2 separate regions of the Mus musculus genome follow, and region 2 is linked to region 1. Evidence: chromatin loops called from intact Hi-C (ENCODE). Cell type or tissue: left cerebral cortex. All regions are shown on one strand. Each heading gives the region's core, and the rest is flanking DNA. Links, peaks and the distances in the headings are about the cores only. Region 1 holds the start of Chpf (chondroitin polymerizing factor). Region 2 overlaps Speg (SPEG complex locus).

What was found. Hi-C counts contacts between places; a loop is a spot of excess contacts. Peaks named below come from ENCODE experiments on the same cell type or tissue, not always from the same donor. Only the 100,000 strongest peaks of a DNase experiment are listed, where the experiment ranks them.
Region 2: it touches region 1 in a loop (2.1-fold over the local background); 1 of 42 quality-filtered maps calls a loop at or near these places.

Annotation. Positions count from the first base shown.
Region 1 is chr1:75,474,446-75,479,806 of GRCm38, forward strand. It overlaps Chpf (chondroitin polymerizing factor), which reads right to left and starts at 5,026. Exons shown (of 4, transcript NM_001001566.3): 1 at 4,347-5,026; 2 at 2,800-3,373; 3 at 2,115-2,294; 4 at 124-1,781. The coding sequence starts at 4,660. The coding sequence ends at 525. It overlaps Tmem198 (transmembrane protein 198), which reads left to right and starts at 5,087. Exons shown (of 5, transcript NM_177056.4): 1 at 5,087-5,361. In left cerebral cortex, for the core only: CTCF peaks have their summits at 2,940 and 3,188 (motif pointing right); DNase peaks (open chromatin) are centred at 2,259, 2,938, 3,110, 3,687 and 2 more places; H3K4me3 peaks cover 2,507 bases; H3K27ac peaks cover 1,204 bases.
Region 2 is chr1:75,387,575-75,392,935 of GRCm38, forward strand. It overlaps Speg (SPEG complex locus), which reads left to right. Exons shown (of 41, transcript NM_007463.4): 4 at 224-1,530; 5 at 3,405-3,548; 6 at 4,188-4,370. Among named protein-coding and RNA genes, the nearest start is that of Speg, 15 kb to the left of the region's middle. In left cerebral cortex, for the core only: CTCF peaks have their summits at 1,122 (motif pointing left) and 3,026 (motif pointing right); DNase peaks (open chromatin) are centred at 634, 1,022, 1,592 and 2,073; H3K4me3 peaks cover 2,298 bases; H3K27ac peaks cover 1,877 bases.

The sequences.
Region 1 (5,361 bases), core at 102-5,101:
GGCATCTATCTGACTTGATCCCTGTAACAGGAAAAGAAGGCTCCAGACCCAGGGTTCCTCCATCCTTAGGGGTCGGTCCTCCCATGCCTACCTTGCCAACACTAAATTACCAGTTTCCACTCATTATTCTACACTTAACCAGTTTATTAAAGCCAGAGCTTTATCGTGGATCCAGAAGGGAGAAGGCAGTAGATAACGTACCCCTCCTTTCTCAGCTTCACCTCCTCCAACAATCCATCTACAGCCCAGCTCCCAGGACAGGAGCCCAGGAGGCAAGGCTGGCGTCAGGCATAAACAGAGGCCACAGCCTGAATCAGCAGCGTCAAGGGGGCAGGGGGACTGGACAAGAAAGGATGGCTCTAGGGCATCTGTCTCAGGGCTTGTCCTGAGCCCATGGGTCCAACAAAGCAAGAGACAAGGGACCAGTGGGCTGCCCTAGGGACTGAGGCTACAGCCAGCCCTGTCCAGCGAGGCTGGCACGTGGCTCCAGGTTCCTGGGGAAGAGCAGGGACAGGTGCAGGGGCTTAGGTGCTGTTCCCCTGTTCCTGCTCAAAGAGCAGCATGGCAAGCTGGGTGCGGGAGCCAAGGCCCTCAAGTACGCTCTGGCGACAGCGGTGGTAAAGGTCTTCACTGAGCCGTGCACTGCACGGCTGGGCCCGGTAGCGCTGCAGCAAGGCTGGCTCTACTGCTCTCAGCACGTGCAAGTTGGAGAAGCGCAGAAACAACTCGTACACATCCAGGCTCTCCAGCAGCTCCTCCTCCTGCTCCGAGGCCGCCACCAGCCGGCCACGGGCCGCCACATAGTCGGAGTTGTAGAAGCATGCCTCACTGGCAGCCTGGCGATCAAAGTGACCGGTGTCACGGCCCAGCTCTGGTGGCCCAGGGCCCTGAGGTGGAGCCACAGCAGGGTGGAAGGCCTGGAAGTGCATGGGGAAGAAGGCCTGCCAGCCAGAGATGGCATGCATGCGGCAGCGGTTCAGGAAATCAGGTGTGAGTACCGTGTCTGGCCCGGCCAGCAGGAACAGAGTGTCTAGTGGGTGCTTCTTGGACAGCAGATCCATGAGACGCAGTGGAGAGGGCGCTGCTGTCTGCACACTGAGCCAGGGCACCCGGGCACCAGGGAAACGCCGCTCTAGCTCTGCCACGTGGGCCTTGACAGGTGCGAAGACGTCTGAGTGGGCTGCCCGCTGGGCCTGGCGTGGCTCATACAGCAGCAGCAGGGTCAAGGCTGCTGCATCACCAGGTTCCAGGGCTGCAGTGGCAAAGGCTTCTAAGAAGCCAGAAGCCAGGTCTCGTTCCGCTGCAGCCAGCGGCAGTAGCACAGTGAGCCGAGAAGCCTCGGTGACATAGGGTACAGGCAAGATCTCCACTCGGCTCAAGGGCCGAAGGAGCTGCACCCTGCGGGTGAGGGGCCAGCGGCCACCCTGGGGTGTCAGCGCTTCCAGCTGCAGGTCTAGTGTGTACTCCATGCCTCGGGCTGGATCAAAACGCCGGTAGCCGTTCACCAGCTGTTGCTTCTGGAGCTGCAGCGCTGGCTGGTAACGGCGGTTGAGCTCCTCTAAGGCTGTCCCCAGGACGTCAGCCACATCAGCCTGGTCGGCCCCACGCAACGGGCAGCGGGGAGAGCCATCGGCGCAGGAGAACGCGTATTGTTCTGTGAAGTAGTCCCAGCGCAGAACCTCAAAGCGTGAGGCAGGGCGAGACGGTGCTGGGATGCCCACTGGCCAGGCAGAGGCTCTCTCCCCATCAGCAGCCAGTCGGCTGGTATTCTGGATCTCCCACTGGGCAGGGGAAAAAGGGGCCATGAGCAAAGTACGGGGTCACAGAGCCAGTATACAACTAGAGACTCTGTGGGCAGGCAGTGATACTCAGAGAGGACCTGCAGCTTACCGGAAACCCAAGCCCCCCACCCCCCCACGCACGCGCATGCGCGCGCAGTTTCTTCACAGATTAAGACAGTTTAAAAGTTGAAAGGGGGGATTCCTGGAGGTTTCACAAAGGTCAAAGCCCTGGCAGTGGGTTTGCTCTATGACTCTATCACTGACTTTTTATTCCCGGGGTCTCTCAGGACCTGCTCCCCCTAATCCCTTGACTCCCTAAGCCCAGGCCTGTACCTGCAATTCTTGAATCTCCTGGTACGTGCGGTCCAGCTCAGCGCGGGCAAAAGCTTTGTGCAGCTGGTACATGTGCACAGGGTCACGCACGGGATGGGCTGTCAAGGCGCTGCGGAAACGAGGGTCCCCCTCCTGCACAGGCTCCCCGGGGCTCAGTTCCAGGTAGTTGTAGTGCATTCCCTGGGGAGGGAGGAAAGGAAGCATTCAGAATGGGAACAACAACAGAGCTGACTGACCTTCCTCCCTCTCTTAGCTGGTGTCTCATCTTCAAATCCTATAACCAGTTATGGACTTGGAAAGTCAGAGTTCTGTGGATTTGAAGTCTATTTGACCAGCTGATGTTGTACAAGCCTGGTCAGGTCTCTGTGAGCTCATCTGTGAAAGCTGCCTCAGAGGTGTCCAGAGAGCTAAATAAAATAGCTGACACTGAATATATATTGTGTGTAAGGATCTCTTACTTTTCCCTAATCCTTATACGGCCCTGCCTAATAATTGTTTCCATTAGCATGCACGAGGCTGCTGAAGCTCAGATCTAGTAATTTACCTAGAGCCACTGGGATTTAAAAAAAAAAAAAGATAGATTAACAGAGAAAACCCCAACCTCTATCTCCATTACCCCATACCTCTCCTGGGGAAATAAGCAAGCTCTGAGAGGAGACACTAATTGGGAGGCTTATCTTCCTACCTCGTGGTCACCAGTACAGCCCACGCCTGTGGCATCAAGGATGCAGCGGCCCAACCACTCATCCGGGCGAGCACTGACGATGTCGTTGCGGCAGCTTTCCAGGTGGGGGCGCAGTTGCTGTAGCAGTGTGCGAGAGAGCAAGACTCCAAAGCCCCCGTGGCAGTAGCGGCCTGGGGTAGTATCTCCACCGATGAAGTCCTGCGGCCGGCCAAGATAGAGATGGGTTGCTGAAGCAAGGCTGAGGTGGCCAGCTAGGCGGTCCAGTCCATGCGCTTCAGTATAGGTGGCATCAGGCACTAGGAAAAACCAGTCAAAGTCATCGCCGTGTTGCTCCAGCAGGTGGCGCAGCGCCAGGTGCAGGTGTCCGATGGGCCTCTCTTCGCCCAGTGCCACCACCGCCATGCCTGAAGGTGTCCGGCGGCCCCTCGCACCGGTCAGGAACACTACATGCTCCAGTCGGTGTCCCAGAGTTCGGTTTACAGCCACACCCAGTGTAGGCAACGTGGCTTGTGAGGTCAGCACTGCCACCAGAAGCTTCTGCCTGATGCCCAGCTCCGTGCTGATATACCGAGTTCTGGGAAAAGACAGTTAGGAACAAGATAGCACACAGCTTCACTTGTTAGTTCTCCTCTGGACCTGTTTGGCACCCACGAACGGGAGGATAAGACTGTCTCTCCCACGAGACATGATTTAAGTGATATACTGGTCTCACAGAAAGTGTTGCATCTAGGAGACAGCACTTCCAAGGCAGATGCAGGTAAGAGATACACTAGATCTACTTCCAGATTTCACAACCTAGTGGCTGTGTCCCTGAACATGTTACTTAATCGGTGCCATCTGTAAAATGGGACAGATTGCACTTAAACAGTAACATGCTTGGCACACTGTTGCAGATGCTCCCTGCAACATGAATATGCTGTCAGCCCCGCCCCCCCAATATGTCCTATAAATGATGTGTAGAAGCATACGGCATAGTGGTGTAGAGAATGTCTTTTGGAGAGGGGCAAACTAAGGCAGTGACTCACCTTCCTAAGGTAGAAGGTAAGTTGTACAACTGGAATTCACTGTTACTTAGAAGAAATTACTTCAATGCGTGGGCAGAGACATCAATGTGATGAGTACATTCCTCCCTCTCCCATCTCATCCCAAGGTGGCCCTTGAAACCCATCTAGGAATGAAATACAGGTAAATTCCAGTTCCCTCCTTTTTCTTTCCCCCTCTTTATACACTTATCCTCTTTAACACTCATTTTTCTAATCCTAAACAGACCAGTGGGGGGCTAAGAGGGTCTTTGGAGTATAATTGGGTGGAGTCGGTTTAGCTCAGCTCAGATCCGGACGGGATCCAGAAAAAGCTTCAAACTGGCCCTCTGTCTCCCTGCAAGCAGGGTCATAGGAAGTAATCGAGGCCCAAGGACTTCCTGGCCGGCCGGCCCCTTCCTTCCGGAGCCTGACCCGGCCTCTGGCGGCCTCCCTAGCGCGCGCATCCTGGCTGGTGCCTGCGGGGGGGGGGGGGGGGGTGTTAGGGCGGACGGAGTGGATCAGTACCTGACGGCCTTCTTGGTGGCCTGGCCTGGCTGCGCGGGATGGTAGGGCAAGACACGAGGCTCCCAGCTCTCACCGGTGCCTGCGCCGGCCCCGGGCCTCTCGCGCTCGGATCCGGGCTGCACCGAGTTGGGCCGGCGCGCCGCGTTGGTGTTGCCGCGCGGCGGCAGCTCAGAGTCTCCGGGTTGGGGCGGCCCGGGTCCGCAAGGCTCCTCCACCCAGGTGACGCTGAGCAGGCTCAGGGTGAAGCCCAGAGAGATGCCCACGGCCACGGGCCCCGCGGGCCGCAGCACGGACAGCAGCAGCGACGCCCGCATGGCGTCCCGACAGCGGGTCCCCGGCCCCCGCGTAGCCCGAGGCGGCTCCGAGGGGGCGGGACCGAAGAGGGGGCGGATCCGGAGGGCCCAGGCCCAGCAGGCGGGCCCGCTCCCTCCCCGCCGAGCAGAGGTAGGAGCTCAAGCCCGGAATCCCCGGGCGGGTCGGCCGCCCTTAGAGCAGCACTGCGCGCCCGGGCCTCCAAGGCGGCCGCTGTCCGACGTGTCACCGACAGGGCCCCGCCCCCGAGGTGGGGTCTAGCCGTCAGCTAGCGGAGAGGGACGAAGGGGAGGAGGTTAAAGGGGAAGGACCCCCGGAAGTGCCCCCTCCTCAGCGCCGGAGAGGCAGACGCCGGGGGCGGAGTCCCCTGTCTCCCCCCTGCGTGGTTGGTGCGTCCCGGATGACGTCAGAAGCAGCCCGCCCCTGCCAGGATGGTGCACCCTGAGTGACGTCAGGAGCAGAGGCCGGAGCTGTCCATCAGCACCAAAGGCCGCCAGCGGGCTCAGGGCATGGGGCCGCGGCTCCGGGACAGCCCGAGCTCCTGCTCCTTTCCCTTCCCCGAGCCGGGCGCGAGTCTGTGGAGCTGCAGTGCCAGCCGGTGTCGGAGGTGGGGCGACGACGCCGTCGCACAGAGACCCGTCTCTCCGGCCCAGCAGCCCCCTTCGCACGGCAGACTTTGCCCGGACCCCAGTCAGTCAGAGCC
Region 2 (5,361 bases), core at 110-5,109, 87 kb before region 1:
GTATTGGACCCAGCCAATAGCCCAGTCTTCTGGTGCATGAGCCGCTGGCCTCTCCCCAGCACCTGCTCTGGCTGTGCCCTCGAGGGGGTGGGGCAGGAAAATCTGGCCCTTGTCACCCCAAGCCTGCCCAGCATGCACCACTGCTCAATCCCTCTCACAAGCTAGGGGGTCTAGGAGGGAAGGCCCTCTGAGTCCTCCACCCCTCTCGGCCTTGGTTCTGCAGCAGCATTCCTCCGAGTGGATTGCACAGAGAGGAGCCTGACCTTCAGCCTCAGCCAGCCAGTGATGCCCTTCGTCCACGCCCTGCCCTTCCACCTCCCTCCAAATCCGCTTTGCTTCCCCCACCATCTCCTCGGGTGGGAAAGAGGGCTCTGCCAGGACCTAGTACCCAGCCCCCAGCTACTCCCACTTCGCCCCATCGGCGTGCTCAGGAGCCCTCGCTGCCTGAGGACATCACCACCACGGAAGAGAAGCGAGGGAAAAAGCCCAAGTCATCCGGGCCGTCGCTGGCGGGCACAGTGGAGTCCCGGCCCCAGACGCCACTGAGCGAGGCTTCGGGTCGCCTGTCAGCATTGGGCCGCTCGCCCCGGCTGGTGCGCGCGGGGTCCCGCATCCTGGACAAGCTACAGTTCTTCGAAGAGCGGCGACGCAGCCTGGAGCGCAGCGACTCGCCGCCAGCGCCCCTGCGGCCCTGGGTGCCCCTGCGCAAGGCTCGCTCGCTGGAGCAGCCGAAGTCCGAGGGCGGTGCGGCGTGGGGCACACCCGAGGCCTCGCAGGAGGAGCTGCGGTCACCTCGGGGCAGTGTGGCAGAGCGGCGTCGCCTGTTCCAGCAAAAGGCGGCCTCGTTGGATGAACGCACGCGACAACGCAGTGCAACCTCGGACCTCGAACTCCGCTTCGCCCAGGAGCTGGGTCGCATCCGCCGATCTACGTCGCGGGAGGAGCTGGTGCGTTCGCACGAGTCCCTGCGTGCCACGCTGCAGCGCGCCCCATCCCCTCGGGAGCCCGGCGAGCCCCCACTCTTCTCCCGGCCTTCCACACCCAAGACCTCACGGGCTGTGAGCCCGGCTGCCACCCAGCCGCCGCCTCCTAGTGGTGCGGGCAAATCTGGGGACGAGCCTGGGAGGCCCCGAAGCAGAGGGCCGGTGGGCAGGACTGAACCGGGGGAAGGCCCGCAGCAGGAGATCAAGCGTCGGGACCAATTCCCGCTAACCAGGAGCAGAGCCATCCAGGAGTGCAGGAGCCCTGTGCCGCCCTACACCGCGGATCCCCCGGAGAGCAGGACAAAAGCCCCCTCCGGTCGCAAGCGGGAACCCCCTGCTCAAGCGGTGCGCTTTCTGCCCTGGGCCACTCCGGGAGTGGAGGACTCTGTTCTGCCCCAAACCTTGGAGAAGAATAGAGCGGGACCCGAGGCTGAGAAGAGGCTTCGCAGAGGACCTGAGGAGGATGGCCCCTGGGGGCCCTGGGACCGCAGAGGGACCCGCAGCCAAGGCAAAGGTCGCCGTGCTCGGCCTACTTCCCCCGAGCTCGGTAAGAGCACTGAGATGGCTGAGAATGTCCCCCAACGCCGGTTGAGAGAGCTCAGGGAACAGCGGTTTTGCGGCTTCTAGCTTTGATACAGGCAGGGATTGGAGTAAAAGTACCATGTTAGGATCTGCTACTGGTGAGGTGCAGTGTGAGTGCTCAGTGGGGCAGAGATGTGAGCAAAGCCCGGGTGTCTGCTGGAGGGCCTCCCTGGTCCAGTGGACTGTTAGGCAGTGGGGCCAAGGACCATCAGCTGGAGGAGGCACTGGCTGGAACCTAGGCGTTCTCATGCCCCGCCCCCCAATCCATTTGTGGGGACAGGCAGTCTAAAATTCTTGAAAACCCGGAAGCTTCCCTAACCCTTTACTCTGTCGCCCCCCAGGCCCCGTTTCCTTACCCCTTTGTGGCCACACTGAGCCTCCCCTGTCCCCCATCCTTGCATCCTGCCTCACTGATTCCTATGGTTGATGAGCAACATCACAGGCAGAATGCTTCTGTCCCTAAGTCCCTGCTGCTTTCCCCAGTGTGTCCCAGGTCCTGCCTGTACCTGCATTATTGCACTTAACCGCCTTGGTAATTTGCTCCATCAAAATTATTTTTCATTTGTGTGTCAGCACCTCAGAATCGTTAGACATGTATAGGTTCCCTCCATCGTACATACCACCATTACTGTGTTCCCACAACAGTGGCCCAGATGTTGTGTCAAATAGACCCATAGAGATGTTACCTCCTCTCTGTCTGCTTACCAGCTGTACAAAGCACTGAATGCTACCCTGCCGTCTTCCCCATAACAAAGCTGAGACTCAGAGAGACGGTCTCATTTGTTGAGGGTGATATAGTTAAGAAGGCAGCCACCCTGGGGTCTTCGCAGCCCTTGCTGCTGCCCTACTTTGTCCTTTATCTAGCTGACAGAATGTTAGAGGTAGAAAATACCGGGAAAGGAGCTGGAGAGAGGGAGAGCTCAGTGGGAAGGCATTTGTCCGGGATGCACGAAGCTCTGAGCTCAACCTCCAGCACACATTCAAAAGATATCTAGTGAGACCCACAACAGTGTGGTCTTTATCTCTCTGTAGTATCCTACAAGCAGGCACCATGTCTTATTTCCTGATGAACTCCTGGTTCTCTGTGCTCAGTGAAGATAGTGTTACTATCTGCTGATGGGACAGAATCAAAGCTGAGTTTCCTAAGACTGGCTGATCTCTCTACCACTGCCTCTTTGGGCAATCTGGTGGCCTTACAGGTTTGAATATCTCCCCAGCCCCACCCGCCACATTTCCCTGTGAACCTAGGATTGCTGTTAGGTCTTAGGTGGCTAGTAGTTTGTTCTCTGCCCATTGGTGCTTAGGTAGTCTCGTGGCCCCTAGAGTGCTTTCTTTTTTCTTTTCTTTTTCTTTTTTAAAGATTTATTTATTTATTATATGTAAGTACACTGTAGCTGTCTTCAGACACTCCAGAAGAGGGCGCCAGATCTTGTTAGGGATGGTTGTGAGCCACCATGTGGTTGCTGGGAATTGAACTCAGGACCTTCAGAAGAGCAGTCGGGTGCTCTTACCCGCTGAGCCATCTCACCAGCCCTAGAGTGCTTTCAAAGATCTTCCAGGACATTCATGTGAAGACACCCACTCCACGTACCAGTGCCCTCCTGTGCCAGCAGTAATTGGGAAGGAAGTATGGTCTCTGCCACCCTGTTCTGATTAAGAACATTTGCTTCCTTCAGACCCTGTCTTCCAGAAACTTCTCATGCTGGGTTTTGGTTTTCTAGGATTCTGTACTGTCAACATCCCCTCTCCCCACAAATGTCCCCCCAATGACACTACAACAATGACCCTTCAAGTCTCATGTCCCCTTACCCTCTCTCCCTCTGCTCCTGTATCTGGCAGAGTCCTCAGACGACTCCTATGTGTCCGCTGGGGAAGAGCCCCTGGAGGCACCCGTGTTTGAGATCCCTCTGCAGAATATGGTGGTGGCGCCAGGAGCTGACGTGCTACTTAAGTGTATCATCACCGCCAACCCCCCACCCCAAGGTGAGCTACAGGGAGGGCTGGAGGCTGGCGGGTTGTGGTGGCAAGCATGTGGTGTGGGGACAGGATAGGTCTCCTGGAATCCTCTTGTGGGGAAGGGGAGAATTGTCCGTCCATGGGGCTGCTCTGGCTCTGGTGTATTCTGGAAGATTGTCCCCTACCTCCCCAGCTCAGAAGTGTGGTGGCCGAGCTTCTGGAGTGAGGGCAGGTTCCTCAAAATTCCCCCAAGGGAAGATGACTGAAGATGTACTTTGTTGGCAGGGTGCTTGCCTAGCATACACAAGGTTCTGAGTTTGCCCTACAGTACTGCGTGATACGGTGGAGCATCCTTGATACCAGCTACACAGTGAGCCTGGGCTACATAAAACCCTGTCTCACTTAAAAAATTATTTTAAAAAAGTATTGAAGCCAGGCAGTGGTGGTGCACACCTTTAATCCCAGAACTTGGGAGGCAGAGGCAGGCAGATTTCTGAGTTCGAGGCCAGCCTGGTCTACAGAGCGAGTTCCAGGACAGTCAGAACTACACAGAGAAACACTGTCTTGAAAGAATAAGCTATGTTCCTGTGGAGTGGGGGTAAGGATGAGAGCTCCCAGAAGTCCCTTTGTGGCCATAGCAAGCTGGTTCTTCCTCCTTCCCCACAGTGTCCTGGAAAAAGGATGGGTCCATGTTGCACAGCGAGGGTCGTCTTCTCATCCGGGCTGAAGGTGAACGGCACACACTGCTGCTCAGAGAGGCCCAGGCTGCCGATGCTGGGAGCTACACAGCCACTGCCACCAACGAACTGGGCCAAGCTACCTGTGCTTCTTCACTGGCTGTGAGACCTGGTAGGGAGCCTTCTGGAGTAGGTCCTGGTTGGGGTGGGCTGTGGATTCTTCCTGGTCAATGTGAAAGTATGGGTTCCGAGTCTTGGCTTCCCAGTGTGCACAATCTTCCTTTGTTCTGGGTCCGACTCTCGGGAGGAAGCAGTTTGAGTGATCCTAGTCTCAGGACAGGGGTACGCTCATCCAGAAAAATCCATGACATTGGCCAAACTCATCTTTGAACATCCTAAAGAGCAGTGATTCTCTGCCTTCCTGATGTTGCCACCCTTTAATACACCTCATGATGTGATGACGCTGCCGATATTATTTTTGTTGCCACTTCATAACTGTAATTTGCTACTGTGATGAATCATAATGTAAATAGCTGTGCTCTCTGGTGGTCAAACGGGAGCCCTGTAAAAGAGTCATTTAGACCCCAAAGGAGCTGAGACACACAGGTTGAGAACCACTGCTATAATGATCTCTCCGAACAGGGTTTGGTGGAAAGGCCAATTGTCTTTGAGTCTATGAGAAAAACAATGATTCATTTCAAAGGATTTAAGAGGCACCAAGAGCTTCTGAGATCCATTTCTTCCCAGAACAAGAAGAAAATAGAAAGTAACAAAGAATCCAAGTGCCCCCACCGTACAGAGGCAGCAGAGAGAATACACTCAGTGTCTCAGTGTCAGCCGTGCTGAGGTTGTCCTGTCTGTTCTTTGCCCTCACTTGGTACCAGACTACTTACTCCTTTGAGTTGCAGCCCAGTGTCTCTCAGGTTCAGGCAGGGCTAGAGCAGAATCTATGAGCATGGCAGTTCTGCTCATTTAGGTGGTTCCGTCTAACAATGTGCTGATCTTGGGGTGGTGGGGTGGGAATGGACAGGGTGTTGAAGCAGGAAAAGATAATGGTGAAACCCACAGATGTTCCCAAATGGATGTTTCCAGTGGGTGTCCAAAGTCTCTGGAAGCCAGAGCTCAGAGAACAGTGTTCTGGGATGCATCAGGGCCCTGGAGGA